3 separate regions of the Homo sapiens genome follow, and all the other regions are linked to region 3. Evidence: chromatin loops called from intact Hi-C (ENCODE). Cell type or tissue: PC-3. All regions are shown on one strand. Each heading gives the region's core, and the rest is flanking DNA. Links, peaks and the distances in the headings are about the cores only.

Region 1 (11,250 bases), core at 1,980-9,979, 100 kb after region 3:
CACAGATGCCCTTTTCTCGGCTAAAAGAGAGCTGCCTACGGGGGAAGCCAGGTACCACTCCATCCCCCGTGCCAGGGCACACCTCAGGCATGACTCACTGGCATAAGGGCATAAAAAGACAGCCCCTGGCTGGGCGCGGTGGCTCACGTTTGTAATCCCAGCACTTAAGGAGGCAAGGCGGGTGGATCACCTAAGGTCAAGAGTTCAAGACCAGCCTGACCAACATGGTGAAACCCTGTCTCTACTGAAAATACAAAAATTAGCCGGGCGTGGTGGCACATGTCTGTAATCCCAGTTACTCAGGAGGGTGGGGCAAGAGAATCGCTGGAACCCAGGAGGTGGGGTTTGGAGTGAGCTGAGATCACGCCATTGCACTCCAGCCTGGGCAGCAAGAGCGAAACTCCACCTCAAAAAAAAAAAAAAAAGAAAAAGAAAAAAAAAGACAGCTGCCTGAGTAAGACTAACTTTATAGTGCCACTTCTCCTCCAGACCTCCCCCACAAGATTAGACTGAAGCCAGTCTTTAGCAGAAACCACATGATTAACATTTCCCCTTGCCTTGTTCTGCTTCTTTCAAACAAGCATGCTCCCCATCACGCTTTTCCCAAAAATTACCTGAAAAATCCCTGTCTTTAGCTCTGCTTCTAGGGTGCCTCACCTATGACAAAAGTGTTGTGATATCTAGCCCAAGCCCTCATTATTTTTGCTTTCCAAAAATTTATTTGCAACCTTGCATATATTCTCTTTAGATAAAATTTTTAATTAGTTTATCAAGACCTATGAAAAACACTTTTGGGGTTTAGATCGGGACTCTTTAGAATTAATATGTTAAATGGGAAAATTTTTCATCTTTACATAATGAGCAAGCGGTATGATCATCTTACATGTCCTTCAATAGTTAATAGAAAGAAATCACGGGGAGAGAGACAAAGGAGAGAGAGAACCAGTTTTCTCTTTGTGATGAAAAACAAAACAAGCATGTTCACCGCCGCTGCTTCCACTCAAAATTGAACCAGAGACCCTGACAAGTGCAATAAAGCAATTAATTAACTGATGAATTAGATAATTATTTAAAAGGTAAGATAATTTAAAAAGAAAAATAGAATCATTCACAGAGGAATTGAGGTAAATGTTATGAGAATTAAAAAGTGAGTTTAGCAAGATTGCTGACTACAAGGTCAATATAAAAACTCAAGTGTTTTTAATATACTAGCAACACACAGTTAGAAACATTTTTAATATATTATTTAAAAGAGTATAAAAAAGCTATGTGAGGCTGGGCATGGTGGCTCATACCTGTAATCCAGCACTTTGGGAGGCCGAGGCTGGCAGATCAGCTGGGTTCAGGAGTTAGAGACCAGTCTGGCCAACATAGCAAAACCCCGTCTCTACTGAAAATACAAAAATTAGCTGGACGTGATGGCATGCACCTGTAATCCCAGCTACTCGGGAGGCTGAGGCAGGAGAATTGCATGAACCAAAGAAGTGGAGGTTGCAGTGAGCCGAGATAGCACCACTGCACTCCAGCCAGGGCGACAGAGCCAGACTCCATCTCAAAAATAATAATAATAATAAGGTATGTGAGGTAATACTATGTTAATTAGCTAGATTTGGTCATTATGCAATGTTCTATACTTCAAAACACCTTGTATGTGATAAATACATATAATTTTATGTCAATTGTTTTAAGATAATGAAAAAAGCATCACGTAACTAGTAAATATGAAAGATGTTTAAGACTCCATATAGAAAAAGATTAAACATAATTTAGAGAAATTAAGAAGACTGAGTAAATAGAGGGGTATATTTTATTTGTGATTTAAAAGACTCAATATTGTAAGGATGTCAATTTTCTCAAAATTAATCACTGCAATCTCAATCAAAATCTCAGGAAGCTCATTTTTTCAAAAAATTGGCCAGCTGATTCCAAATTTATATGAAATAGCCAAGGGCTAACAACAGCCATGACACTGTTGAAAGAGAAGGAGGAAGAGATAATACCTGCTCTGTCAGATAGCAAGGTTTATTATTAATTGTCAGAATGGTTTTTGGCAAAGGATAGATCAGAACAGAAGCCCAGAAAAATACTGATGCTCGTGTGCACCTTGATTTTGTTCAAGCTTGTTGCAGAGCAGTGGAGAAAGAATGGTCTCTTCAATAAATTATGTTCAGTTCATTGGATAATTACATGGGGGAGAAAGGAATCTTAACTACTACGTCACACCATATACAGATTTCCATTCTAAATGGATCACAGAGCTAATTGAAACACAAAAAAGCATTTACAGTAAGAGTAAAAATTAACAAACTGGACAACACAAAATTTAAAAGCTTTTATTAATCAAAAAACACTATCAAAGTTGGAGATACATATATATCCAAAGTTGGATATATATAGATACACCCCATGACCTAATAATTTCACCCCAGATATTTACCCAATATAAATGTGTGCTCATGGGCACCAAGAGACATGTGCCCATAGCAGCATTCATAATAGCCAAGTACTGGAAACCCAAATGTACATTAACAGCATAACACGTAAATAATGGTATGTTCACACAGTGAAATCCTACACAGCAATGACAATGAATGAACTAAAGCTACAGGCAAAAAAAAAAAAAAAAAAAAAAGATAAATATCTCAAACAATATTTTGAACAAAAGAAGCCAAATGTAAAAGAACGCATACTGTATGATTCTTTTTATACAAAGTACAAAAGCAGACAAAACTAAACTTCAGTTTACCCCTAAACAACACGGGGTTAGCGATGCCAACCCCCCTCACAGTTGAAAATCCAGGTATAATTTTTTATTTTTATAATTTTCTTTTTAGAGATGGGGTCTCACTATGTTGTCCAGGTTAGATTCTGGATTTGGGCACCTGGCTTCCAGCAATCCTTCCATCTCAGCTTCCTGAATAGCTGGGACTACGTGCATGCATCACCGTGCCCAGCTTGTGTGTGTGTGTGTGTGTGTGTGTGTGTGTGTGTGTATTTACCCTTCACAATAATATTTTAACACAGCTATTAAATATTTGTCCTTGATTACAAGAATACATGTTCATGATATATAAAACTTGTAGAAAACAAAGGAAGCATGAAGAGGGCAAAAAAATCACCCCTGGTTTACAATCAAAGACAAAGATTACCAACGTATAATTTTTCACTCCACAAAAACTTAACTACCGATAGCCTACTGTTGAACAGAAAACTTACCAATAGCATAGTCTATTAAATCATATTTTGTGTGTTCTATGTATTACATACCATATTCTTACAATAAAGTAAGCTAGAGAAAAGGTAATGTTATTAAGAAAATAAAAAAAGAGAAAATATATTTACTATTCATTAAGTGGAAGTGGATCATCAATAAAGTCCATTCCCGTCATCTTCACATTGAGTAGCTGAGGCGGAGGAGAAAGAGGAGCGGTTGGCCTGGCTGTTTCAAGAGTGGCAGAGGCAGAAGAGGTGGAGAAGGCAGAATGGGAGGCAGCAGATGCATAGACTTGGTGCAACTTTATAGAAATACATCATCATTTCTGACTTTTTTTTTCTTTTTCATTTCTCTAAAGATGTTTCCACGTGGTACAAATCCTGCTTCCATAATTTGCTTTAGCTTCAGTGCCTGTGTTGTCAAAGGGTCCATGTCAAAAAAGAATTTAAAAGCAACCTTGAGTACTCACAAACTTTCTGCCAGATTGTCTAATGTCAATTTGTTTTCTGGCACTGCTTCTTTTATGTCTTCTTTCTCACCATCTGGAGCTGGTTCAGAAGCACTCATCACCATAAAATTGTCTTCTGTTAATTCCTGTAGTGTGGAATCTATTTACTCTTGAATTTCCCCAAGATCCATATCTTGAAATCCTTCATCCCCTACCTTTTGTGTGTGTGTGTGCCGTATCCACAATCTTTTTCGTCGTTTCCTTGATTGGTTCTGTCGTAAATCCCTTGAAGTCATGCACAACATCTGTCTTTTGTTTTTTGTTTGTTTGTTTGTTCGTTTGCTTGTTTGTTTCTTCCTTTTTATGGAGAACGGGGTCTCGCTATATTGCCCAGGCAGGTCTCGAACTCCTGGGCTCAAGCTATCCTCCTGCCTCTTGCCTCCCTGAGAGCTGGGATTACAGGCGTGAGCCACTGCTCCCGGCCCATGCACAACATCTGGATGCAGTTTTCTCTAGCAGGAATTTATTGTTTCAGGCTTGACAGCTGTCATGGCTTTTTCTATAACAATGATGGCATCTTCAGTGGTATAATCCTTCCACATTTCCAGAGTGTTCTTTCTACTGGGGTTCTCTTCTACAGCGTTGGCAATACTTTCCATGGAGTACTGTGTGTAATCATTTAGAGGCTGAATTAGAGATACTGTGTTTCATGGCAAGGGGACAACTTCGACGTCTTCGATGTTAAACTAATGGGGTTCTAGGTGACCAGGGGCATTGTTCAATAGCAAAAGAATTTTAAAAGTCAGTCCCTTTCTGGCAAAGCACTTCCTGATTTCAGGGACAAAGCACTGATGAATCAATCCAGAAAAAGAATTCTCATATTCCAGGCCTTCTTTTTGTACAACCGAAAGACTGGCAGCTGGTATTTGTCTTTTCCCTTCAAGTGTTGGGGGTTAGTGCTATCTTATAAACCCAACTGTATTTGTACAAAACAGTAGCATTAGCTTATCCCTTCCTGCCTTAAGCACTGATGCCTGCTTCTCTTTCTTACTAATACATGTCATTTACGGCCTTTTTTTCCAGAATAGGGCACTTAGATATGCTTCAAAAACATGGTCAAGTAGATATCCTTTCTCCTCAATTATTTTCTTATGGCAACTGGGAATTTGCTGCCTGTTGGTCATAAAAAATGTTATCTTGATATTTTTAAGCCAAATCTTTTTCTGAAATAATCAAATCATCCTTTACTGACATTAAATTATCCAGCTTTAGATCCTGCACCTTCCTCTTGCTTTAAGTTGTCATACAATGACTTCGGTTTTTCTCTAATCATATTAGAGTCTATAGGTGTGCCTTTCTTATAGTAATTCTGCCCCCATATAAAAGCTGCATTTTCAATATAAAATGAAAACGTGTTTCTCAAAAAGTGTAAAGTTTTCATATCTGCTGGTGTAGCTGCAAAGACAGCTTTACGCATTTCCTTTTCTTTTTTTTACAATGGTCCTGATACTGGGTTCATTTATCTTGAAACGGTGGGAAAATGCAACTGCAGACCTCAATCTATGGTAGATATCAAGGAATTCAACTTTTTCTTATAATGTTATTGCTTTTCTCTGTTTCTTGGGCACACTTTCAGCATCACTGGTGGCACTTCATACAGGTCCCATGATGTTATTCAAGCTGTATGGTATTGCACTAAACATGATGAAAAATACACAAGAACTGTGAGAGATCACTTTTTATTGTCATACACAACTTACTGGACAGATGAGCTGCTCAGGCAGAGATCATTGTCCTCACACTGTGCTTCAAACAGATACTTGCAACACTTGAGCTCACTGTAATAGCAATAGGAGTTGGCTACGAAATTATTACAGTAATACACTATGTACTACAGCTAATTTATGCAATTATGACTTAACATTGCATCTTTACTTTTGTTCTTGTTTCTTTTAACTGCAAGTAGCACCAAGTATGACTATCTGTAAGTGTTCGTGTGCACAAGTTTTGATACATTTTAATTTTTTATAATAGATTTGTACATATGTTATGGGAGTAAATGATAAAATAGGCTAGTACCTACATATACTTTATGCCTTCGTTACATACCTAACTTTTTCTTAATATTTTTGGTATTTCTAGACTGTACAGCAATTTGAAAAATCTGTGATTTGAAAAACCTGCAAGTTTTTTCAAATTGTCCCAAATCTCCAAAATATTTTCCAGTATATTTTTTGAGAAAACTCTGAGTACAAGCGGATCCATGCAGCTCAAACCCGTGTTGCTTGAGGGTCAACTGTATAGTGCTGCAAGTTAGCATATTTGTTACATATTGAAGAGGAGGTAGAAAGTAATAATTAAAAAGGGATGTAGGGGGAATTTTAGAGCAATGGTAATGTTCTATTTTTTTAATCTGGGTGGTGGCTCCATGGTTGCTCACTTTGTGATAATTTATTGAGCTATATGTATACATTTTAATGTTTCCATATTTGTGTTATTCATCACAAGAAAAATAAATTTGTTCAATTTATTTATAGATATTTTATCATTTTGATATTCTTGTGAATACAGTCTTTGGGTTTTCCATTCATTCATTCAGTCAGTCAATCAACAAGTATTTCCTGAGCATCCACTATTTGCCAGATATTGCTTTAGGTACTGAGGTAAAGCAATGAATAAGATGTAGATGTAAAAGGTCCAGTCTCTCATTAAATTCACATTCTTTGGGGGTGATACAAACAATAAATAAACAAAAACAAGATAATCTCAAATAAAATTAAGTGCTATGAATTGAATAAGGCGTTGTGTTGGTGAATAGTTATTACTGGTGTATAAGAAAAAAAAATTTGGATATCTAGCAAACCATCTTGAAGAACATTCTTTATGGTAAATTATAAGCTTATTCGCTTAGATTTTCTAGAAAGATGACCATAAAACCTCTGCATAATGGTTTGGCCTCTTTTTACCAATATTTATTCCCCTGATGGAACTATTCTTCAGTATAATGGAGGACACCTACTTTCAAATCTCTCTGCACAAAACTCAGATGAACAAGCATAGCAGTAAGACACCATTTTAAAACTGCACTTCACTGTACCGACAGAAGAGGGCACTCTTTCACCAAGAAAACAGAGTATGGCCCCCGACTCACCTTCATAAAGTTGCCTGTCCTTTTCAGTCCAAAAATCCTGCACATTTCAGTATGAACAAGAAAAAGTACCAAACAAATATGTAAAATTACTATACAAAGAAAACGGTGAAAATTAAAACTTTTAGCCATGGAGATACTACCCAAGAAATCAATCATGAGGGAGAATAAAGCTGTAGTGTAACACTAGCTTATGAACTAAATATTGTTTGGAAAGAGATTGCGAATATGAAGAATGCTTCAAGTCATAATTTAAAAAACTCAGAATATATATGAATAACAAAATAACCACAGAAAGAAAGTACTGTAATGAGCTATGTCTGAATTAAATAGAAATGATGGAAATAAAAAAATCATCTCAGAAATGGGCCTAGACTACCAGTTGCCTACAGGAGAAAGTACAATAAAGAATATAGAGAAGAGAAATAAAAATAGCCTAGAGAACAAAAACAAAATAAAGAGAGTAAAAGCATAAAAGAATGAAATAAAGACAGGCAAAGAAATCTAAAATATGTGTAACCATAGTCTCTGAAGTACAGAAATAAAACAGTGGAGTAGAAATGATATTTACAGCTATAATCCAAGAAAACAGTTCAAAAATAAAATAAATCCCAAATCTGTACATTGAAATGGCCTACAATGTAACTAGGAAAATTGACCCTGAATGATAAAGTCTAAGACATATTCTGGAAAATCAGTCTTAACATCTGCCGAGAAGAGAAAAAGAGGGAAAGAGAAGAGAGAAAGAGAATGAGAGAGAATCAAGTCAATATAAAGTAAAGAAAGCAAGTTAACATCAGACTTCTTGAGAACAACATACAGACCAGTGGAACAATAAAGAGATTCCAAGTCCAAACCAAGAATTTTATATGCCAAAAAGTATTCTTTCATGAATGGTCTTTCAAGACCATAAAGAAACTATGTTAAACAGTCAAGAACTTAGAGAATATTGTACTTGTTAGCCCTTCTTGAGAAATCTACCAGAGGATGAGCTTCATCCAGTAACCAAAAAAAAAAAAAAAAAAAGATTGAAGAAGAAACTTTAGCAAAAGACTGACAGCACAAATATATTTTATTATAGCTCTAAGACTAAAGCAAACATGTGAATAAGAGTAGGAAAGTAATATATAAATGTTCTATGTTTTATATGGGCTGCCAAAGTAAAAAAAATGACAATAAAGTGAGAGGAAATGCTAGAAAGAAATTAGAAGGTAGAATATAAATCTGTTGATTATTAGGCAGTAGATGGGTGTCAAAAGACATCACTTAAAAATGATAAAAGCCTAAGTAAATAAAAGAGTACCGTGAGGCCATTAGGTCATAATATTGTATAAAAATAATGTCTAGAACAAAAATACAAACTTTCCTAAACATCACAAGGAAAAATTAAAAAGAGAAAAAATTGTAAAATAACAAGACAATACGATTCTAAAGTTCATATGGAAAAATAAACAAACAAGAATAAATAGGAAACCATTGCAAAGGAAAAGCAACAAAGCTTCCATAATTAAAACACTGATGTTGGTACATGAATAAACAGACCAAAGGAAGAGGCTAGTAAATCCATCAACAGACCTAACCACATATGGAAATTGAGTATATGATAAATGTGGCAACTCAAATCCCAAAGGGAAAGATAGATGTTGTTGTCGTCGTTGTTGTTTAAGATGGAGTTTTACTCTTGTCACCCAGGCTGGAGTGCAATAGCGTGATCTCGGCTCACTGCAACCTCCGCCTCCTGGGTTCCAGTGATTCTCCTGTTTCAGTGTCCCGAGTAGCTGGGAAACAGGCACCTGCCACTATGCCCACCTAATTTTTGTATTTTTAGTAGAGATGGGGTTTCACCACGTTGGCCAAACTGGTCTCTAACTCCTGACCTCAAGTAATCTGCCTGCCTCAGCCTCCCAAAGTGCTGGGATTACAGGTGTGAGCCACTGCGCCCAGCCGATAATTTTTTTTTAATACAGCTTATCACCCCCAAGACTAGGGAGTGTCTCCTTCAAGAACTAACCCAAGTAGATTAATTCACAGCCCTGGCTGGAGGTAAGAGGTAGATGTTTTAATAAGTAGTATTGGACCAACTGAATAGCCATTTGGAAAAAGATTAAAATAGTATTCATATTTATCTCATGCCAAGTAAGCTTCAATTGGATCAGAGATCTAAATTTTTTAAATGAAACTATACAGGTAATTGAAAAAAGTGTGGGTAAATACCTTAAAACCTGGAAGTGGGGAAAACCTGATTTTAAAAATTTAGAAGCAATAGAAGAAAAGATTGGTATATTCAGCTTATAAAAAATTTTAAAGTAGAGTTAATAAGCAAAGTCAAAGAGAACTGACAAACCGAGGAAAGGTTTATGCTAATTCTAATACAAAGGGTTAATCTTCCTAATACATAAAAATCTCTTAAATCAAGAAGAAATGCACCTACATAAATGTCAAAAAAAGAACAGACATAACACAGGGAAAGATATATAAATGACTGAACATGTGATTGCATGCTCATAAATTCACTCAAAACAAGAGAAATTTAAATTAAATATATACTACTATAGTATTTTTTATCTATCAGTTTGGCAGACACCCAAAGCCTTTATGACATTCTGTGGGTGTGGATGTGAAGAAATAGGCAGATACATATTATTGCTAATAGGAGTGCTATGGTGTAATCCTTAAAACCTGGATTTAGCAATAGCTAAGAAAATTATATATGCAATTGTACTTTGGCTCAGCAATGCAACTCCTGGGAATTTACCCTAAAGGTATACCTCCATAAATACAAAATAGTATATATCCCTCTCTTGTTCCTAAATTGTTGGTTAGTGTCATTATTCTTTTTGCCATAACTCTAATTTTTTTAAGCTTTTGTCTTTCACTTTTTACATTTCTGCCTTCGTCTTTATTATTTTTACCTTTATTTGGGTTTGTGAAGCATGTTGTTCTTTTTTCAAAATTCTGGAGGAAAAAACAATTTATGCATTTTAATTATTTTCTGTTTTCTAATAAATGAAATAAAAGTTTAATTTTTTCTCTGTGTAATTTTTTCTACTTAAATTATTGATCACTAGAAAAGGTGTGTGAAAGTTATTCAATATTTTTGTAGATGTTTCAATTTCTTCTTTTACTTATACCTCCTAGTATTTTCGAAGTATGCTATTAGGTGATATTACTTTTTAGTTTTAACACATGGCATCTTTTATCAAACTGAAATATTTATCTTTGTTCTTATAACTGTTTTGGACTTTGGGTAGAATTTTTTTCGATGTTATTGTTGTTATTTCTGCTTTTCTCTTTTTAATACTTCTCTAGTGTCTGTTTTTCTCTATCATTATTTTAATCTTCTTGTTTTTACTGTTTTAGAATTGTGTCCTATAAATTGTCTATAAGTAGATCTTTGTCTTTTTAATGCAGTATTTCTTTAAACTGGCCAATTTAAGACATCCACATTTCTTGAGACTGGTCATATTTGGACTTATTTGCTGTCTTGTTTTATGCTTTGTACATGCTATGCTTTCTTGCTTTTTTTTTTTTACATTCCTTTGAATTTTTTCCAAGTGTTTTTCATTCTTTTTCCCTCTACTGTTTTGGAGATTATGCATTCTATTTCAATCTTTGACTGGTTATTGTTTAGTTTAACATAAATATTGTATATAATTTTTAAATTAATGTCCAGGGTTAGACTATTTTCCCCATCACCCCCTGAAAAGAACAAGAACCCCAGAGGTTTTATTTCCTTCCTTCCATTCTCTCTATAATTCCCTTGGCACTCCTCAAGCCTACTGTCTTCTACCTCTCAAAGTGAGATCATCTAAGTTTTAATTCTTAAATTATTATTTCTAATTTAATCTTCAATCATGTTTTACTCTGTTTTTTTGCATCACTGCTACTCATATTCCATACTTTTTAGCCAATTCATTTAAAAAAATTTTTTGGAGCAGAACTTCTGGTCATTCCTTTAGGTTAAAGTTTTCAGATAGTAAACTTAGAGTGCTTGCTCATGCATCTTGCCCTCACACTTGAATAAAACTTTTTATGGGTAAATATTTCAGTTTACAGTATTTATTTCTCCCAGAACTTCAAAATATTCTTCTGTGTCTTCTTGTAGGACAAAGAGAAGCTAAACTCTATATGATTCTCGTTCCAGTTTATAAATTTGAACTTTTAACACAAAAGGCTTTTAGAATATATTATTTTTGCATTTATCTTCTTTAATTTTGCCACAGTGTGGAAGTGTGGGTTCTGAATGGGCCCTTTCAAAAGAGAATGCATGACTGTTTTCAATTCTGTACATTTTTTTTCTTATTTCTTTGAGTATTTCTATTCTTCAGTTATCTCTCTGTTCTTTTTTCCTGAAATGCTCCTTAATGAATGTTGAAACCCTTTAAACTGCCTTACATGATTTTAACATTTTAAGGTGTGTTTTGTTTGTTTGTTTGTTTG
Region 2 (11,250 bases), core at 2,194-10,193, 94 kb before region 3:
CTGAGACTGACCTTATCAATCTGAGAGAGGGAGTCATCTTGAGCGCCCAAGCGGACCAGGGCCAGGGCAGCGAAGAGGCTCAGAGAGGAAAAGAACACATTTCCATTTCCTTGATTGTCATCCATCTCTCTGAACAGGTTGAAGCAAAACTCTGCATTTGCTGCAGCAAGGGAGGCCATTGCAAAATGGAGTGCAGCCTAGAGGACAATGAGAAAATGAAATTAGTTCCCGGTACATTTTCTAGGAATATTATATTTTTAGATTTATTTATTTTTTATAATTTAAAGCTTCATTTTTTTTCAGCCTTGGAGGTAATCATCAAATAACTCTAACAAAAAGGGAAAAGTTCCCTTGGCCCAGTATCCTTGTCACTAATACCCTAAAACTATCTCTTCTCGTTGGTGGACATTTCTGTCCTCAGTGGCCTGTGAGTGGCCTGTTTCCAACCCCCAAGCAGACACATTCATGGGGCTCACTATTTCTCAAATCACCCCAGATTTCTGAACTGAAATAGAGCAAAAGTAAATATTACAATATTAGACAGTCTATTTGAGGCACTACAGCCTTTGCTTTCTAAACCATCTGTAATTCAATACAATGTTAAATTTTTGAGGTTTAACACATCATTTTTAACCCATTCTTTCCATTAAGGCCTCTGTAAATTCTTAGAACAATCATACATTCTATTTTTTTTCAAAACTGTCCTAATTTTAAGTATTATGCATCATTGGTCCCATAAGTGCATTAATTTGTTTAAAACCATTTTCTGATTTTTTTGGAATGCAAAGTGTGATTATCAGAGTATGTATCAAGAACATGTACAAGACTTTTCAACACATAGGCCTATTTCTTCCTAGAGAACCCAGGGTGCAGTAACAAAGTGGAGATTATCTTCAAATTCATGATGTTGTTTCTGCAATACAGACGGTTGCTACCACCATGGAATTCTTCAGGGATCCACTTGGGTAATTTTTTTTGCAGAATTTCTCCTCAACTCAAATTGATCTCAAAATAGCAGTTGGGGTTGTCTCAGACTACATGAACTTACATGAATTCTCCAAATTATTCCTCATGAATGTCCAATGATATTACATCTGATGGTGTGGCAGGTGCCAGGTGTTGCAGATGCCAGGAGTCACAAACCCTTAGGGGACTTCATCCAAGTCTCAACCCTGTTGCTAATAGTTGTGTGAACTGGGTCAAGTCTTTAATTTCTCTGAACTTCTAAGTTTCATCTTGTTCAGTGAGATGATCTATGTACAGGATCTAGCATAGCGATTCTCAACAGAAAATCATGCTTCCTTGTACCTTTTGCTCCATAAGAAGAGCACACATAGGCATCTGGGGACTGGCATGTTGTGGGTGAGGAAGGGGGTCACAAGGAGGGAGAGCCATGCAGTCTGAAAGAAGAACATTCTAAAATTGCCATTGTGTTGGCTTTGTCACAGTTGCAAATACTTAAGGCCTTTTAAAATTGTAAATGAAATTAAAATAAGTTTTTTAACTTTTATTATGTCAAATGGGAGTTTGAGTTAAAAAATTAAAAAAAAACTTTTCTAGTACAATGCATGATCCAGAGTAGACGTTCAATGAGTTGAAGCTGCTGCATTTACTATTCTCTGTGAAGTGGTAATAGCCTGTTCTGTCCTAAAAGACAGCAAACATTTCCAGAAAGAATGTCCCTGAGGGACCCATACTCTGCTCTTTGGAATTCCAAGCACAGAGAACACCACTGAGGCATGACACCCTACATGATGCTGTTTTTCAGGGTCAAATTCAGCTATATAGAATTCGTTATAAGTCATACTCCTCAGTTACACCCTAGGCACATAAGGTGAGAAAATCATTCACACCCCACATATCTTTACTCTAAGAAAGAACACCTATGTTCTTTCAAAAGTTACCCAGAAAAAAATGTATGTTGATTTTATATCTAATCCAAGCAATCCCGGGTAAAAAGTTGTGGCAATTGTGATTAAAGCTACAGGAGAAACTCTTTGCAACAAAGGAGACGAGAAACAATGAAAGTTAGGACTAGGTATACAGGATGCGAGTTGGCAGGAAAAGGGCAGCTTTATACAGTGAGTGATACTAGCAGTGCTAAAGGCCCTCAAATGTTTAAGGGATTCAATTCATATTTTTGACCTAAAGATAAGTATTCCTTCTAAAATATGAAAAAATAAGATCAAAATTAACAAGTTTACAATTAAATATATGAAAATGAAATCTATGCTGATTTTTCTATTTAGTATTCATAAGAATTTCATTAATTTTAGAAGGAAATTGTGTGCTAGATTCTCTCCATCCTAAAGAATTTCCAAGGCTTCATGCTGGTTGCCGAAAATCAGACAGTAGTAAATGAAATGAATTGTTCTTGGGAAAGTAACTTCAAAAGCAAAGTCATATTAATCCTTTCAAAGTATTTACAGTGAAAAATATATTTAATAGAAGATTGGGTGTATTTTAATGTTTTCATAAAATGTGAGTTAGAGTTTTTAAAATAAGACCTGAAAGGTTTTTAAATGACCCTGTTTAGAAACCTGCTTGCACGGGCCAATGGGGGTCTGGAAGCTATCATTTCCCAAAGTGCAAAAATATACTTTAAGATACATTTTTCTTTGTTCAAGTTCCAATTCTTCTTGTTGTTTTACAAATTATGCCTTACTATTTTATCCTTTGGGGCAAAAAAAAATTATACTTTTGAATAGTATTCTTTAATTACTTTCTAAGCACCAATCACAAATTTTCATTTTCTAAAATTTCAGGCTTCCTATTTCCATGGTAAATTATTGATGAAATTATAATCTTATTGAACAAAAGAGAAGCTACACAAGAATGTATTCATTCAGGATACAGAGTACATAAATGTTTAGCTTAGGTAAGTTTTATGGCAGAGAAACCATACTAGAAAAAAAAAATCACGACAGAGAAACATGAGCCAAGACATTCCTAGATAATTATGAATTCTCAAGTCATAACTCTTAAAATGATAGGTGATACTAACTAGCATATACTTTAACATTCTTGTACAGACATGTTCATGTATGCTTAAAATAAATACCAAAAAGTATGTTCCATTTCACATAATTATTTTTATTATCTTTCTCTATGCAGGTGCACTGTTTAAGTTCCAGGAATAAAAGTAAGATTTGTTTCTCCTCTTCTGATATAAAGTCTGATTCTTATTGGCAAATAAACAATTATATTTAAGACTGAACTGATTGTTTTATACCTCCAAGTTTTCATCAGGTGACACATAAATAAAAATTAGCATGAGACCAAAACTGTGATTTTTCCTTTCCCTATAAATACTTTCAAAGCAACTTAAATAGATAAAACATTAACAAAAATAAACTAAGTTCAGGCAAGCCACCAACAGCCACCAACAGCTACCAATTGACTTGAGTCCCAGTTAAATAACTAAGGAAATTGAAAAGGAAAACAACCACATTAAAGCTACCTAAAGAAGATGTCAGTGTGACACCACCCAGTATTTCATTGTCTGGACATGGCAATGCAGGAAAGTTCTTTTCAAATCATAAAAGAACTTGGTTTTAAAGTCTGATTTTTCATTTTGCTAAAAATATACTATATTCTTATGTTTCTTGCATAAATATTTTAGCTTAACAAACAAGCATGCAATTAATTTATAATTTTAAAGTTAACACAAATTAGCACGTACTCATGGATGTTTTTACATCCCAAACTTCAGACTTGAGGGTCTAAAAGTCCATGGCAGCCTGAAGCCTATTTGATTCCTTATGGTCTATTTCAATCTGAGAACTTTTTTATCCCTTTCATCCTTTAGCTAATATATTATTAGCATCAAAACAACAATAAAAATAGATATTTTCTCACTAAACCTTCTTTTTAAAGTTTAATAAAAAGCAAAAAGTAGTTTTTAAATAAAGCATAAGAAAATTCAGGCACAAAACACATTCAATAAAACATAAAGTTATGATACTATTTTATGGACCTAAACTTATTACACCTAACTGATAAATTATGTGCCTTAAATGCTTGATAAAAGTATTATCTAGTCTTAGGATACTTTTGCCTGTATATAGAAAATTAATTATAGTTCATGACACATTATTTTTTAAAAAAGCTTTTATATTTACTGAATTAGGATATACATATAGGAAAGAAATGAATAATCCCTTGAATGTGATTAATTTTTATTCTTATCAATAAGTCAAATACGATGCTATACAGATACTCTTGGAAGAAATATTTTAAAATCTTTGTATTTCTTTTAAAAACATAGTTTCAAATTTTGATCAACCTCTAATCAAATTAGTATATTATGCACTTAAAAGAGTTCAATTCTAATCTCAAAATCTAGTATATTCCAACCTATAATGCCTTAAATAAGAACACAGGAAATATAGAATCTAGATTTGCACATAATCCCTACTTATCTCTTCAAAGATGGAACACAAATTTTTCAGCTGGCATCCGATTCCCATGCCATTCTCCCATGACACCACTTAAATCAGTCATAGACAAGCTGTAAGGTGGAGAAGCAGACAAGAGGACCATTATCCGATCTGGATGTTGTGTGATGAGTTTAATGTCTCAGACACAAAGTAACCAAGATTTATTTCTCTCTCTCTCTCTGTGTCTGTGTGTGTGTGTGTGTGTGTGTGTGTGTGTGTGTGTGTGTGTGTGTCTTTTTTCAAAGGATCTGGCCAGACTTTAAATTATGGACTTCAGAAGTATTTACCTTACTGTCTTCATAGAGGAAGTTGGCCGCTGGTTGGGTGAGTCTGAAAGAGTTCTTTGCATTACTCTGAAATATAAAGCCTCTGACTCAGACACTCCCTACTTTTTTTTTTATGATGGCCATGATAGTTTTAAATAATGTCATTAAAATAAATATATTCAGATGCTTTATAGAGCAATTTAAAAGAAGTCTGTAGAATATTAGCTATAGCTCTAATTCAAAGTAGTCAAATAGATATTTTTAATGAATCAAATTTTAGCATGAAATGTTATTTCATTTGATATTTAGTATCACATAGTATTTTTATGTAGTAAATTTAGATATCCTTACATTAAGGCACAACTGGCACTTCTTACATGTGGAAATGTAGTTACTGATTTTTGTTATTGTTTATTTGATTCCTCCCTGCTCTGATTTTGGTATTTGATGAATATGACCGAGCCCCACCTGGAATAATTCATATTCTGACATCTATAAATTCAACTGTCATAGAGGAGTAGCACTGCAGTCCCAGAGAGGTGAAGAAAGCAAAGTGCTATAGAATAGAGTGGGCCTTTTCTCATCCATAAAATAAAAATTCACACCAATTACATTTTCATTAGTACACACACACATATATATATGTGTGTGTTGCTATGTATGTGTATAATCACTAACATGGTATTTATGCTGTATTTGGGGAACATTGTATTTAAGGGAGGCAGGTGAGCTGTCCCTCTCAAGAGAAGTAGGGTTGTACCTCACATAGTGTTTCTGACTTTATCTTACACATTATTTCCCACAAGTGTTTGCCCATACTGCCTTTATTTTCGTTGTATGATTAATGCTAAAATTGAGTATGCTGACTGTTTGAAGCTCTCTAAGGTGAATATGCTATCAGAGAGAGAGATGCGTTAGAATATATTGAACACATGGAGAGGGATATCTACCCCCATCAGAAAAGAAATACATTAGTGATAGGAACTTAGAAACCAAATAAATATCCAAAAAATGAGCAAATTTGATAATTATTAACTCCAGAGAAAGCTTACATTGTGAAAAGTATATCATAGTACACTTTATAGATCAACTGTGGATAAAATTATCATAGTCTTAATGATTTAAACCCCCCAGTCCTTGTTAGACGTCCATTGGGACCCACTTCTTCCCTTTGTCTACCAGAGCTTCTCACAGACCTTGGTTTATCTAGTATACCCAAAAACTATGCTTCATACCAGGACATGGTCTTTCAATTCGCACTATCTTAAGGCACACAAGAAGGTTTCTGACCACAAAACTCTACCCTCATCTTCTCAAGACTGTCTGAAATCACCACAGCAGTAGCCATCAGCTCCCACGCCACTGATAGAAGTAAGGTTTAGAAGGCAAATAAATCAGGCACGAAAGAATACACACAGTAAGATGCCCTTCATGAAAAGATCAAACCAGACAAAACTGTTTTTTAATGGATGCTTACATGGGTGGATAGACTAAGCCACGGATATAACTGCTTTAGTTACCCCTAGTGGGTGGGGAGGTTTTGTTGGTGAAAGAATGGGGAGGGAGGTTTTAGAGGTTCTGGTGATGTTCTATTATTAAATTGTATGCATCTATTGAATTCATCTTTATGTAGCTACATTATATTTCATTATTTTAAAACTCAACAGCAACAACAAAAAAAACATGAAGCCAAATGACCTAATGCCTCTGGGATAGGGTCATGGCGCATTGTGTATAACTGATAATTGATCTATTCCTGATAGCAGGTTTTGATGGACAATGGGCTGGGACACCAAGCCAAGGATACACAGGCATCAGTGAGGTAAAGAATAGGATGCAAAATAAGTCCAAGACTGACTGACATGGCCCAAGGAAGAGACCACGGGTCACAGTGTTCTCTCCAGCAGAATCCAAACCCAAGCACATTTGTGTATGGTGATAAAAGCTGCCCCACCAGAAAAGCATCCCTCCAAGGAGGCGACCTGGAGAGATTTCAGGCCTCTGAGCATGATCATTGGCCATTTACATCTTCCTTGAGATTCGTTAGTGAACTTACCTCTTGCCTACAACAGAAGATAAGAGCAATAATGTAAATCAATAATTGGATAAGCAAATCAACAGTGTACTCACGCTAGCATCTGATACCCAGAAGCAGTGATGGGAATCTGGTCTCCTTTCTCTAGGTGATCTGTTCTCACTCACAAAGAAAATGTTTCCACACTTCTCAAGACTGTTGAGCCCTAGGTATTTTCCCCCATGCACTTAGGAAGGTGATGAAGGAGAGCTTCGAAGGGAGCCTGTTTTACCACTACCTAATGAACCAAAGTCAGCATTTCTAGACAAAAATTTGTTCTAAAATTCTGAGAATTCAGTTTTAAAGGCTGTCCAAAGGTGCAGCCTGCACTCTGCACAGGCAGCTGCTTATTGATGAGTAGACCTGGCTTCTGGGATGGCTTCCCTATGACTCAGAGCACAGCACTGTCTCTCAAGAATCTTATAAGCATTTAGGTTTTGAACCAGGTTTCAAAATAGTATCTGACTAAGGTGGTTGTTATGTAGTTCATTCAGTTTGTATGTGAATCAGATTTCAGGAGGCAATATTCCCATCTCTGTTTCTTATAATGACAATGGTTTTAACATAACCATAAAAACAAATTTCAGAATCAACAGTATCTGTCAGCCTGGGTCAAAACATACTCTTCTGTGAGAAACACACAAATAGACTAACTAGACATCAAATCAACTAAGGCAAGATAGCAGTGACAACAGTGACTTGGTGAGTTTAGGGTGCCATTTTATTGCAACTTGCCACTCATCTTATAGCCTAATTTCTTTCAACCCTATCCTGTGTAAATTTCCCTAGCATAATGACCTAAAATAGAATCTCACACAATGTTTTTTATCATTCTCCAATCTCAGATTTTCATCTGGACCTCTAACCTTTTGAGCTGGCTTCTCTTTGTACTGCTTTCCATCCTTCCCTCTTTTTCTCAATTTTCTCTGGCTTGGAATTTTCCAGAGAAACATTTGCCCTGTTAGTTATTGCAACTGGCTTCTCTAAATGCTTACCTGAACTGAGCAGCTTCAGATAGGAGCTGAAACTTGGTGTGTTCATTCATTCTTGTCATCCTGCCAGCCTCTCCTCCACCCTTCTGATCTGGCAATGGAAAGCCACGTCTGCACCACCCAGATCCTTCCTCCTATAATACAGGCTAGAGTTTGTTAAAGTGGGTTTGCACTTTGAAAAGTGACCAGGTGTAGGGAAAGGTAGGTTGGGCCCAGTTGGTTGCCTACACCTTTGCCATCAGAACATGCCACACAGGGGCAAAAACACATTTCAGTTTCTGGCCGTAGCATCATGAGGTTGAGCTGTATGTTGCACCTACCTTCACCTGCTATGCATGGAAATGACTGCAAGCCTGGTCCTTCTGCCTGAGTGTTTTCAAAAGTACAGCCAACATTTATCCAAGTAACTGGGTTCTCTATTGTAAAAAGCTATTGGAATTAGAAGGTACCATCATCTTACAGTTGCTCGCCTCTCAATTTTGTGCAATTTTGCCTCTTTCCCAGGAAGAAGGGGGTCCTGTTAACTTATCCAAAATCGAATAAAGTAGTTATTGCTCACCTCCATGATTGTTTATGAGTAGAATAATCATAGAGAAAAGTAAAGTTGCAGAAAATCCCTGAAATTTAATTTTGATTTAGCAGTTGTGGTGAACTTTCTGAAGGAGAAGGTTGTTGTTAATATAAAAAAAAAATGAGCCTACAAATGGATTCCCTGTTCTCCATATTCTAATTGCAGTGTTCATAGGCTGAATATTTTGAATCCCATATCCTTTCTATTTCTTACCTACTGAGGATATAAAGTACTTTCAAGTGGTGAAATGGTCAATAGGTAAAAGGCAAGGGACCCACGTGACACACATACTGGATAATCTTCTTGGAATTACCAAGAGTCATCCATAATTAAGGCTCTACTCACCATTGTTTTCTTCTTCACATTAACTCAGACATCCCTCCCACTACTGTGTTTGCAACAGTTGATTTACAATTAACCAATCCCAAAGTGACATAAGTATGAGAAGAAAGCAGTCATGTGGACTGGCGTGTTACATTAATTATTCTCCCTTGCCATACAATGATAATCCAAATTTCCATTGGCCTTGCCAGTTCATGCATATAGATGAGGAAACATGAACTGTAATAACCTACATTTTACTGTCTCTTGTCCTCACTTACCCAGGGCTGAAGAGGGATTTAAGGAAACTACTAGGGATTAATTCAGGATTACACGAGGTGTCAGTAGAGAAGGCTGTGAACTCTGGTTACATAGAGCTCTGTAGTTAGGCTGAAGATATAAGAATTCTTTGGTGACCGAATACTAATGGCGAGGGCATGGTAAGGGGTGCTAGATTTAGTGTAGTGCCCAGAAAATGGAAATGACCTGGGAATACTTAATGTTCCAAATTAGGGATATTCTTTGCACATCCTAAAAGATATAAACCTATTCCCTGGAAGCTGATGTCATTTGTGTTTTATTTGTTTGCTTGATATGGTTTTTGTTGGTCCAAATTCCAGACATTGAAATTTTTATATAAACTCTGTTTACCAAATCTAACCTTTCTAATCTATCTATTTGAAGAAAATCTTGTAGTGGCAAGTTCCATGGCTTAATTGCAGATTCTATCATGTGAATTCATTCTAAGTGATTGCATGTTAGGTCTATTTTTACTTCTTGATGTATTCTTTGTCGTTTTACTGTGGGCAGGACACAAAGGAATTCAGTTACTCTATGTCTCTTGTTTACATGTAAATATTTACCCTCTCTTCTCTTTTTGCTATAATTCCTCCTCCTTCTTCTGATTCTCTTTTACTTTTGACATGAATAATCGCAGCTTTCACTTGGCAATAAATAACATGATATAATATTGTCCTTATGCATTTAAATGAATGCAATCAGCGGAACTTCCTATCATCTCTCTGATCAGAATTCCAACTGCAGGAGGCCTTGTTGGTTTCCACTTATTTGTGCTACATCATTTCATCACGTTGTCGTGGCCCCAACCAACATAATAATAAATGGAAAATTCTTGAAGAATCACTATTGTTATCAGTGCTACCTTTTCTAGTTAAACCTTTTAGTTCTATGAGATTCATGAACAAACACAGGGAGGTTTTCTAAACAAAATCCAAATCTAATTTTAGAAGCAAATTAAAGTTCACTTTCTACCTCAGGATTTCAACTTCCCAAAGAAATGCAGTAATTGGTCCCATTTCACCTCCTAAATTATTTTATCATCACGTTTTGAATGTCATTATTTGTCATGAAAAAGTAAATATTCTAAACCTTTAAATTTATTAAGCTTTACCTTGACCAGTTTCAGTGGCAAAGTTAAATATAAATGATGTATCTAATTTTCCTACAAGCCTCTATTTTCTTATCCTTTAAAATTATTGTTGGGTTTGTAAATGGGAGCTTTAAAACCTCTACCTATATTCTTCCATTTGCAGAGTGATGCTTAAATCCTCACTTTAATTTTAATTAAATATGCAAATTCAGTGGCCTTGAAAGTAAATATATATCCAATTTTTTCCTTTATTAATAGATAGATAGATAGTAAGCTAAAGGAAACTTTAGACATTATTTAAGTTGAAGTCTCCCATTTTACAAATGAGAAAAGTAGGACTCAGAAAGTTTGTGTTGTGTCTTTCTCAAATAAGAAGCAGTTGATCCTCTCCCTTCTCCCGCCCTCCAGCCTCAAGTGTACGCTTATTACCTAAGAGAGGAAATAATCTCTATACAACGTCCCTGCCGACATGCAGTTTACCTGTATAACAAACCTGCACATGTATTCCTGAACTTAAAATAAAAGTTAAAAAAAAAAAGAAGCAGCTGAAATAGATCCTAGGGTGCCTATGATTTTTTTTTTCCTTTTTGAACCATGAAGCCTTCCTGATCATTTCTGGGCTTGTCTCCCACTACATCCTTTTAAACTTATCCTTAGAAGTCAGAAGACAATATGGCTACTATCTTGACTTATTCATAAATATCCCCACAAAATCTGCTTAAAAAAATCACAGTCCATCTGTTCTCATAAGGGTCTATGAGAAACAGAGAATCCCATATATAACCTTATCAAAAACAAAAGTAAACCCTTTCAACTCAGAGTAGTTTCCTGACTATTTTTGGAGTAATAAATTTCCAACCCGTGCGAACCCTTAGAAGGATGCCTTTAATTTACGGGCAGAGGTTGCAATAGCATGTATCAATTCTGTCTTTAAGAAAAAAACAATATGTTCTGTGTATGTGAAACATATAAGAACACATGAAATAAGTATAAGCTAATGGGAAGTCTAATAAGATTAGGAAACTATTAAAAGTTTATCTTATTGTGGTCATTTCATTTACAATTCTATCAATCATTATAAATAAGATATAAAATAAAAGTAAAACCTGAGAATAAAAACTGGGAGCCACCAGGATCCAGTCTATGCAGGAAACCATATTCAAAGAAAACACAAATCCCATTTCATTCACTTAGGCT
Region 3 (11,250 bases), core at 1,008-9,007:
AAAAGATCCGTCAAACCATGAAAAGATATGGAGAAACTTTAAATGCATATTGTTAAGTGAAAGAAGACAACCTATGGCTACATACTGTGTGATTCAAACTATGTTACATTTTGGAAAAGACAAAACTATAGAGAGCATACAAAGATCAGTAGTTGCCAAGGGTTTAAGGTGTCAGCCTAAAAAAGAAACATGCACACACTAGAGAAAGTTATTCTTTAAATATGTTATAGCCTGGAATGCATGGAATGGCAAGCCACGAGTGCATTCAAAGAGGGAAGGTTAAGGGAAGCTTTTTAGCAAAAAGAGATTTACATAAGCCACTTAGAGATTGGGTTCATCTGTTCCAGAGGTTCAAAGCTGGAGTTGTTGTTAGTTCATTGTTGGAGATGCTGGGAAATTGTTCCTCTAAGAACATCTTGTCTGAATTAGTGCATCATAAAGAATTTCTGGTAATAAACCTTATCAAAGCAGGAGATGCATCAAGGATGAGAAAGAGGTTTTAGAAAGTCCTTTGAAACAGTTCTTCTCTCAGACGTGTCAGCATGAGTCTCCTCTCCTTTGGGTCTTCCCAGACCTGATTTGTCTGGGTCTGACAAAAGTGATTTCTTCCTAGTATCTGCAACTTTCACAAAGTCATGGAAATGGATTGGGAAGGGGTAAATAGGTGGAGCACAGGGAACATTTAGGGCAGTGAAACTTTTCTGTGTGACTCTATAATTAATGGTGGATAGAAGTCATTATACACTTGTCAAAGCCCACAGGACTATGTGACACAGAGTGAATTTAATGTAAACTATGGACTTTAGTTAATAATCAGATATCATATGGATTCATCAGATGTAACAAATGTACCACAATAATGCAAGATGTTAATAATAGAGAAAACTGTGACTGGGCAGGGTGGAGGCATTGTATAGGAAACCTCCGTACTTTCTATTCCACTGTTCTATAAACTTAAACAGCTTAGTTTAAAAATAATAATAATGATGTTGTGCTTTTTTCTGGGCTTAAGTTTTTTTCTTGTTTTTTTCTTTTTTTATTTTTGAAACAGCGTCTTTCTTTGTCGCCCAGGCTGGAGTGCAGTGGCGGGATCTCAGCTCACTGCGGCTTACACCTCCCAGGTTCAAGCGATTCTTCTGCCTCAGCCTCTCAAGTAGCCGGGACTACAGGCATGCACCACCACACCTGGCTAATCTTTGTATTTTCAGTAGAGATAGGGTTTCACCATGTTGGTTAGATTGGTCTCAAACTCCTGACCTCAGGTGATCTGCCTGCCTCAGCCTCCCAAAGTGCTGGGATTACAGGTGTGAGCCACCACGTCTGGCCATCTGAGCCTAAGTCTTAAGAAGACCTGATCATTTCAATTCATGCTCTTAGGAGTCTATAGTCACCATTTGAGTCTTGCTGGAGAAAGCATGTGAAAAAACCACAAGGAGGGAGCAAGTGGAAAGGAAGAGGTCCTGAAACAACAGAGAAGAATCAAAGAAACAAGTCAATCGGGAGAAGCACAGCCTGCTCGTTTTCCCAGTTGAGCCATTGCAGCCAGCCTCGAACTATTCCAGAAATTCTAGCAGAGGTACCAGGCATGTGAGTGAGTGAAGGAGCTTTCTTGGACCTTCTAGCCCTAGCAGACACAACGCAGAGCAGAAACAAGCCATCTCCACTGTTCTGTTTGAATCCCTGACTCACAGAATTGCATACAAGTAAAATGGTCGTTATATTAAGCCACTTAGTTTTAAGATTGTTTATTATGCAGCAGCAGGTACGTGAAACACCAAGGAAATTTTTAACAATGTTCAAGAAAAGCTGATATTTCCTTTTGTTTCTCTTCCCTATAATGTTTGGCTCTATGCAAGTGGAAAAAAGAGTGTGCTTTCGTGTTCTGTCCATTCTACCAGAACTTTAGCTGAAGTCATTAGGAAAGGTGTACCTAGTTGAGATAACTACTCTTATAAAATCCTTTAATATGGAACAGAGGGTGGCAGGAGGCAGCCAAATGCCTAGGCAGATAGGGACGGGTCCCCGGTGAAACCCCACCTCCAAGCCAAAGACAGTTTAAAGCCTGAAAGCCAAGCTACAAGTTAAATCCTCAGACCAGATTGAGAACTTGTTTTCCTATTTGGCATGCTTTCCTCTGATTGGTCCCCACCCTTAACCTATTTTACATATACCTACCCTTTCCTAATTGGTTTTCTACATTGTCATGCCCACCTTTGAGTGGTGTCTTCACTTTAAACTTTTTTGCTACTCACAAACCAATCAGCATGCATTCCCCATTCTGAGTCCATGAAAGACCCTGGACCCAGCCACAGAGGGACTTTCACACCTTCAGGTAGGGGGACCACTCCCATGTTCCCTCTCCACTGAAAGCTGTTTCATCGCTCAATAAAATTCTTTTCCATCCTCCTCACTCTTCAGTGTCCTGCGTATCCTCTTTCTTCTTGAGTATGGTACAAGAGCTCAGGGATCGCTGAATGTGGGTACAAGCTATAACACAGGCAAGTTGGGGCATGCCAGCATGGCTGAGTGGGGCCCAGGTGGGGCATTGCCAGCCAGAGATCTTCAGCTTGCAAAGCAAGCAAGAAGAAAAATCCTACATCAGAACTTTATGAGGGAAATCAAGGATTAGCTGATCTCATTCTGTGGAATGAGCATGTTTAGTTGACAACATACCTGTGCACAACAAAGAAGGGATGATATATAGTGGTTTTCAGCCTTCATTCCTAATTCTTTCTCACTGTAAATTCATCAAAAGCCTTAGTTGGGTATCCAACAAATATTAATTGATCATCTATAACATGCAAGGTACTGTTCTAGTGTAACTGAGTTATCCCAATTTTTCTAAGAGATATAGAATGAGGTTTTTTTCTCTTCTTTTCTCTTTCCTCCCTTTCCCCAATTCCCCCACTTCTTACTTAGCTCTTTAGAAATGCAGTTAAAACCATTTACCTTCCCTTCAACAGGCAAAATTATCTAACCATGTGCTTACTTAAAAGCTCCAGGGCAGAAATATCTCCCACCAGGAGATTGCCTTGAGAGACAATAGTCAATTTATAACCAAAAGTATGCCTGCTACAAAATTCTCTCCCACCTGGAGAGAATCTGGAGACAAGACCACTCTACAATCTAGTTCTGACCATGATGGTGCCAGCTCAACCACCCAGTAGGTCAAATACCAAAACAAGTCACATGGACTCCCCACCAGCTCACTCCCTCCCTGCGTGCCATTCATGCCACATTCCCTCTTAAAATCCCCTGCTTTCTGCTCCAAAAGTGAAGCAGTACCCTTAAGGCAGGAAGCCTATACTTCTTCCCCTAAGCTAGCTTTGGAATAGAAAATCACGTTCTTTATACCAGACCTCATTCTTGTGCGCTGCACTCTGCAAGCAGTGAGTGACTGCTTTGCACTAGCATGATGCATACAGCAAGGAATACAGCAAATTCCCCACCTTTGGGATCTTCCCTGCACGGATCATGTAGGAAGTGGTGGGATGGGCTGGGCTGGGCTGGGCTGGATCAGATCGATTTTGTGACATGCAGGCTTTATAAACCCTCTTTTGCCACAGTTTCAGAGGGGTCCTAATGCTGCTGTTATAAAAATAACTAAATAATAAAAATTAAAATTGAGAAGTCCATGTTACTCGTTTATTATAGAAAATTCTGAGTTTCCATCTGCAATTCAGATTTTTAATATAGTGTCTTCCTCAACTGTCTTGAAAGCTGAGTGATTTCTTCCACAGCTGTCCAATCTCTGCGGCTAGTTACCCTTTGTCCTAGGAAACCATTCTCTTGTCACCTACAGACCCTGAAGCTTCTGTCCGGAAAACATAGTTTCTCACTCAGCTGCCTTTTTGCCTATATATTGGCTAGAGCAGCAGGAGATTGAGTCTGTAATGAAATGGAAAGCCCATGTGCCCAAATTAGGCATCTCTGATAAATGGAACCCCATTAGACTCCTCCTCTAATGGCCACAGATCCTGGGTTTTAAAACAGTATTGCTGGTTTGACTTACTAAGGCTGATCAGCTTCCTGCATTTCTCAATCTTACAAAAAATCACCACCCCTCCACCCTAGCCTGTCACCACCCTCTGTGTTCCCATGCTCCTTAAAGACTGCATTCCACAGTGCTTGCGTTAATGGGGTGGAGAGGCAAGGTTCAGCTTCTCAAAGAAAGGCTTACTCAGAGAATACACAGATCAACTGTTGGGAGTTCCTATCCATTTGCCTTGTTGTTTTTACAACCTGTGTACTGAATAATGCTGAGAACAGTAAATAGTGAACATGATATGTTGCTGTTATCCGAGGTTTGTGTGTACAATAGAGTCTTATCTGAGAATTTATTGAGAGAAAAAGAAAAGAGAGAGAAAGAAGAAAGAAAAAAGGGAAGAGAGAAGGAAAAGAAAGAATGAAAGAAAGAAAGGAAAGAAAGAGAGAGAGAAAAGGAAGAAAGAAAGAGAGAGAAAGAGAGAAAGAAAAAGAAAGAAGAAAGAAAGAAAAAGAAGGAGGGAAGGAAGTAGGCAGGGAGAGGAGGAAGGAAGGGAGAGAGGGAGGGAGGAAGGGAGGAAGGCAGGCAGGAAGGCAGGCAGGAAGGCAGGCAGGAAGACAGGCAGGCAGGCAGGAAGGAAGGAAGGGAGGGAGGGAGGGAGGGAAGGAGGACTTTTTCAGTGCTGAGATCCAAAAGGGAGAATCTGGAACAGGGAGGGAAAAAAAATGTTGTTGGTTTTTGTTAGTTCTTATTTTGTTGGGATAGGGAGGTGGTATCCAGATCACAGAGTAAATGCTGGGTCACACAACAATTTAATTAGTGTAATCTTGTTTAGAGAGATAAATATAAAATATTTAACAAATCCACTCATAAAAATAATTCAAAACAGAGTACTTGATTTAATAAACATAGAAATACTAAAAATGTATATAATATACCAAAGAAGGAAGAGTGAAAGGAGCTAGAAGTCATTGTGGAGGGATCAAAATGGAGGCATAAAGAGATGGGCAGTGAGGGAGGAGAAGGACGAAGGCAGAAGAAAGGAAGATGCCAGAGCTAACGGGAAAGAAAAAGTGTGTCAAACAACAGGCTCCAGTAGGAGCAGGGTTGTGGGAGATCAAACTTGTCCTCCATGATTGATTTCATCGAGGCCAGACCACTAGTCCTGTTTTCCAGGCAATCTTGGGAAAATCCTCTGGCCTCATATTTTTCAGCTGCAAATCAAGGCAGTTGTATCTAATGCTTTGCTGGAGTCACTTCTCTGACCTGGTCTTGCCCCATCTCTGAGGCCTAAAGGTGGCCCTGTGAGTGGCCAAAGTTCAGCAGACCCATGAAAGCACTTATACTGCTGTTTGTTCTGCTAAATCATTAATTAGCTTGTATTTTTTTCTCCCTCAAAGTATGTTTTGTAATTTACGCTTGCTGCTTTTTCTTCTGAGGTCCTTTTTGGGTCCAAGAGTCTATGATTCTGGAACCAACAGCTATCTGATTACCTGATTCTCACAGCTTTTAATGTCAGCCCATAGACTCCAGGAAATGAGATACTGTGCTATTAAGCAAGCAAGAGAGTCTATAAAGCATTGAATCATGAGATTCTGTAACTGACCCAGGTACAAATGCCAGAAGACTGGTCTTTTGCCTGTCTGTTTTACAGGCAAGAAACAAACAGAATTTCTTCTTCCAATTACATAACACAATGAATAGAGACAAGATGACACCATTTGTAGTTCATATTTGCTCAACTTATTAAAGAACAAAAGCTCACGGAATCACTGGAACTTGCCAATGAAGGCAAAATAGTGCAAAGACTGCCAAGGTTTTTAGATTTATTGTGTTTAAATAATGGTCTCAGATTTCCTGGGCACCTTCACACAGAATCAATGTTGATATATTTGCACATTGACTAAACACATTTGATGTCTTGGCCTCTCAAGTTACTTATTTACTTATTTAATGTGTATTCATGGGCAGATATTACCAAATGAGTGGCTGAGCACCATGAGCATGGACTCTGGTCTCATTTTACTTTTCATCTTTTACATACCCTAGGACTATACTGGTATAGAGTAGTGTACAAAACAGACTTGATTAATTAGTGATATTTTAATACATGTGTACAATGTGTAGTGATCCATTCTGGCTAACATTCGTCACCTCAAGCCTTGGTCATTTCTGTGTGTTAGGAACATTCAAAATCCTCTCCTCTAGCTTTTTAAAAATATGCACTAAATTATTGGTGACCATATTCACCCTACAGTGCTATAGAACACTAGACTTATTCTACCCATCTAGCTAATACTTTGTACCTGTTAACCAACCTCTCTCTATCCTCCCCTACCTTTATCCTTCTCAGCCTCTAATAACCACAATTCTACTCTCTACTTCACTGACCTCCATTTTTTTTAGCTCTCACACACAAGTGAAAACATGCTGCATTTGTCTTTCTGTGCCTGACTTATTTCGCTTAACATAACATCCTCCAGGCTCATCCATGTTGCTGTGAATAACAGGATTTTATTCTTTTTTAAGGCTGAATAGTATTCCATTGTGCACAGTTACCACATTTTCTTTATCCATTCATCTGTTGATGGACGATTAGGGTGATTATACGTCTTAGCTATTGTGAATAGTGCTGCAATAACATGGGAGTGTAGGTGTCTCTTTGATGCACTGATTTCCTTCTTTTGGACAAGTACTCATCAAAACAAAAATTTTAACTAACACAAATGAAAAGAGTGTTACATAAGCCTTCCCTCCTGGCTTTTCTTGCACTCAAACCTGAATGCTTTCTTCATTTGGAAAACTTCAAAGGAGGTGACTCAGAAGCTTCTTCTCATCCATCATTCAAACAATCAGGTATATTTCAGTATGTTCTGATATTGCAAGCTGATCTTTTCTTAACTCAAGCTTTTGAATATTTTTGTTTAAGACTGCTCTTCAGAGAATATACTACCTCCACTTTCAATAGCTGTATAAAGACAGGCTGACTCAGGATGGGAAGGACAAGTCCCAGGAAGGATATTTTCTGTTGGATACAGATAAACTGTTGACTAAGTCTGGACTAGACTGTCCATGCACTCTCAAGCACAGTTAAGACTCATGGGGCCATGTGCAGTGAGGCACCTTTGCCCTCTCATCTGCTGCTGGTTCTCACACAGCTGAGGATTCGATAGGGTAAATTACCTACCGGCTCCCCCTCCTGCTTGCCTTTCACCTTCAGTCTCCTCTTTGCTGGGCATCCATCACTGTGCTTCCTGCTACCCAGTCTTGGAGTTTCTTGTGGCTTTGATTCTACCTTGTATATATTTAATTACTTAATCATTAATGTCTTTTATATGTTTAATCATTTTGTTTAGCCCTATTAATTACATGAATGAAAATATCATATTCTCTTATCTGAAGCTGTTGGAAAGTTGAATCTTTCTGTTTGCTCTGTTCACTGACGCAAGTCTTGGGAGATCACCTCCTCCAGTGTTTTGCAGTATTACATTTGGAAGCTTATCTTCAGAGGAAGAATTCTGTGCAATCCAGGCTGAGGAAATGCTCTTCGGAGGAGTTTTGTCTTTGTTTTTGTCAGGAACTCGGGGGGTATATCATATTGTTTTTTATGTCAGTTTCTTAGCTTGACAGTTCTCAAATTAACTCAGTAATATAAATTCAAAACTATGGTATTACAGTCCCATGGATATAATTTTTTATTATTTTTATTATTATTATTATTATTAATTTAAAGGTCAGGCCAAGATAATAGTGTGCCCTTTAAATCTTTCTTCCATGTGGTTAAATTATTTTCCTAATCCAACATTTCACCAAGCATGTTGCTCATTAAAGGCTCCAGTATGATGCCGTTTCTCTGTTCCAACAATTGGCTTCATAGACCACTTTTTGAATGTTGGTGTAGTATAAAAAAGAAATATCTGTAAGGCACAGTGGCTTACACCTGTAATCCCAGCACTTTGGGAGGCTGAAGCAGGTGGATCACTTAAGCCCAGAAGTTAGAGACCAGCCTGGTAACATAGTGAAACCCTGTCTCTACAAATAATAATAATACAAAAATTAGCTGGATGTGGTGGTGCACACCTGTAGTCCCAGCTACTCAGGAGGCTGAGGTGGGCAGATCAAGGCTGAGGTGGGCGGATCACTTGAGCCCAGGAGGCAGAGATTGCAGTGAGCCCAGATCACACTACTGCACTCCAGCCTGGGCACCAGAGTGAGACTCTGCGAAAAAAAAAAAAAAAAAAAAAAAAAAAAGAAAGAAAGAAGGAAATATCACGGTTAATTGAAAAGGCTTTTATGAAAATTCTCCTTTAGGCCCGGCGCAGTGGCTCACACCTGTAATCACAGCATTTTGGGAGGCTGAGGCAGGCGGATCACAAGGACAAGAGATTGAGACCATGCTGGCCAACATGGTGAAACCTCATCTCTACTAAAAATACAAAAATTAGCTGGGCGTGGTGGCACGTGCCTGTAGTCCCAGCTATTCAGGAGGCTGAGGCAGGAGAATTGCTTGAACCTGGGAGGCGGAGGTTGCAGTGAGCCAAGATCGCGCCACTGTGCCCCAGCCTGGCAACAGAGTGAGACTCTGTCTCAAAAAAAAAAAAAAAAAAAAAAAAAAACTCCTTTATTTTCAAACCACATATCTCTGTGAAGCCATATATTCTTCAACCAAAACAACATATTGCAACAGATTGAAGGCACATGCAGATACATAAATCTAGCAAGACATAATTACACTAAATCAAACATTAAAGAGATTTGTAAAAATGTAAAACAATGCCTTTTTTACCACTATTTTTTGTATACTGGAAAACATAGCTTTTTAAATTAAAAATGTGTCATTTACATTAACATGCAATGGTTGTAATGTTTTTTAATATTAAGATGTTATTTTATAAGTTTATATTTAAACTTTTTCTGCTTAAATTTCTGATGGAGTAAATATCATTAGAAAAATGCACATAAACAAAAGTTCTTTGAGATTTCCTTAATAATTCTGAAGAGCTTAAAGGGGTCCTGAAACCAAAATGTCTGGGTACCTGCTGTACTGTACATTTCTGCTGCATTTAGTATGCTGAACATTCTCTTCTAGCTTTCATTTCTCTTCTCTCATCTTCCTCAGTGCACCATTCCAACTCCTTTTCCTCTTTCCAACATCTAGTTTTCCCCTAGTTTTCATCCTTTGCTTCCTTATTATTATATTATGTCTTCTCTCTCTCTGGGTGACCTCCACCACTCACATTATTTTAACAACGTCCCAAATAGATGACATCCAAATATGTATCTGTAATCTGATTATTTTACCATACTCTGTACTAGCAAAACCAGCTACCTACATCTTGATGTTTCTTAAAAAGCTAAACTCAAATATTCCCAAACTGAGCATGTGAGTGAATGGTACCATCATTAAATCCTACCACGTAAGTCAGAGATCTGTGAGTCATCCTAGATTCCTTTTTCCCCTACCTCCCTCATCCACTACCAAGCCCTGTAGTTTTTGCTTCTTAAATATTCCTCCTTCCGTGGATTGCGTTAGCTCAAAATCTCATGACCTAGATACATTATTGCAAACCTTCCTAATGGGCTTCCTATTACTCCCTGTTACTACTGGTCCCTCGTTTCTCAAAAAAAAAAAAAAAAAAAAAAAGTCTGTAGTTATTATCCTGAAATACAGATCTATTCATACCACCCACATGCTTAAAACTCTTCAGTAGCTCCCCAGGGCCTTCAGAAAAAAAACTCAGGTCTTTCATCATGACACAAGAAGCCTTCATTATTAGGCAATTTTTCCTTCCCAGTCTCATCACCCTTGTGAGTGTCTCTTCCTGCATTTCTTGCTTTAGCAAAACAGAATTATTTGCTTTTCCCCATCACAATTTGCGTGTCTCCTCCCTTTGCTGTAATGCATGCCATCTCAGACTTAACCACTTGTTGAGCTCCTATTCATCCTTTAAACCCTGAGAAGTTCTTCCCTTCCTCTGAAGAGTCTTTTGGATTGCATGAATGTCAGTTCCTGGTTTTTCTATTTGTATTATAGTTGTGCAAAATATTGTTATTGGGGGAAACTGGTAGAAAATTTCCTTATACATTTTTTGGCAATTTCCTGCTAACCTATAAGTATTTCCAAGTTTTTTAAAGATGTTTATAGATACTTCCCATTTTATCACACCAAATATTAGAAGATGTGTATTCAAGAGTTGAACTTTGATAAAATCTACAATACTTATTGCTTCATCAAGAACATTCAGAAGTGAAAAATGACGTTTTCATATATGTGTGGCAGTGAGGAATCCATGGCTACCAGCCCAGTTTGGAGCCAACATGCCCTACCTCATGCTAAATTACAGTAGTCCTAGCCATCACTTTTGCACCATCAGCACAAATCACAACACAGTGGAAAAGGCAAAAGTGTTTTAGTATTATTATAAAATTGGTTGTGTTCTTGTGGTCTCAGAAACTCTCAGGGATCCACAGATCACACACAGAGAATCTCTGATGGGAAAGACCAGGGTAAACTTAAGCAAAAACTATATCATTAAATAAGTCCACATTCTTTTTCATAATCAGATGAAATTGCTTCCTTCCCCATGCTATTGAGGAACGATGTTATTCTCTCTCCCATGATCTTCTCCCCCTTAATAACTTTAGGGATGAGGAGAGGAATCTTCAGCCTTGCTGTTGCCTTAAAGTGAAAAAGCCAGAGCCCTTTCTTGTCCCCAGGAAGTCTTGTGCTGTTGAAGTGCTATTGCAGCCACTGCCACACGGTGTCACAGGCGGTGTGGCCAGCAATGTGCTGCACCACACCAAGTTACAGGTGATCTCTGAAACCTTTGCCCAAGAACACGCTATAACTTTTTTCTATTTTTATGAAAAGCATATATTCCTTGCACATTTCCAAGCTGATAGCTAAAATGTTGCCCATAATATAAATAATTGCAGATGATTTAATTCAGGCAAATTGTGAGTTCTGTTGTTTTAAAATAAAACAGTTCCATCATTCTTTACATGCATGCAGTGAAATCTAACCATGTGAGATCCACCATCGTTAATAAATACACATGAAAAACCTATGAAATACACATGAAAAACCTCTTGAACATTCAGATATTTTACATCATTCCTTTTACCTCGGTGTTATATTTCCACTTCACTTCCTCCAAAGAATTTTCTTCTAATTTAATATACTTTTACATTTGAAAGTATTTTATTGATAACCTTGCCATATTTCTCTGAAATGAAAGTACGTACATGCATTTAAAATACAAAAT

What was found. A loop is a pair of places that touch in the nucleus more often than their neighbours do. Peaks named below come from ENCODE experiments on the same cell type or tissue, not always from the same donor. Only the 100,000 strongest peaks of a DNase experiment are listed, where the experiment ranks them.
Region 1: a loop joins it to region 3, with 2.2 times the contacts of the local background. A loop is called at or near these places in 5 of 110 quality-filtered maps.
Region 2: it touches region 3 in a loop (3-fold over the local background); 2 of 110 quality-filtered maps call a loop at or near these places.

What each region holds. Positions count from the first base shown.
Region 1 is chr18:63,574,087-63,585,336 of GRCh38, reverse strand. No RefSeq gene overlaps it. Among named protein-coding and RNA genes, the nearest start is that of SERPINB13, 7.6 kb to the left of the region's middle. In PC-3, for the core only: a CTCF peak has its summit at 6,796 (motif pointing right); no DNase peak of the experiment used is centred there.
Region 2 is chr18:63,771,302-63,782,551 of GRCh38, reverse strand. It overlaps SERPINB7 (serpin family B member 7), which reads right to left and starts at 7,134. Exons shown (of 8, transcript NM_003784.4): 1 at 6,836-7,134; 2 at 12-197. The coding sequence starts at 179. In PC-3, for the core only: no CTCF peak of the experiment used is centred there; DNase peaks (open chromatin) are centred at 4,751 and 7,191; H3K4me3 peaks cover 5,448 bases; H3K27ac peaks cover 7,424 bases.
Region 3 is chr18:63,676,228-63,687,477 of GRCh38, reverse strand. No RefSeq gene overlaps it. Among named protein-coding and RNA genes, the nearest start is that of SERPINB3, 20 kb to the right of the region's middle. In PC-3, for the core only: no CTCF peak of the experiment used is centred there; DNase peaks (open chromatin) are centred at 4,137 and 5,737; H3K4me3 peaks cover 1,086 bases; H3K27ac peaks cover 5,834 bases.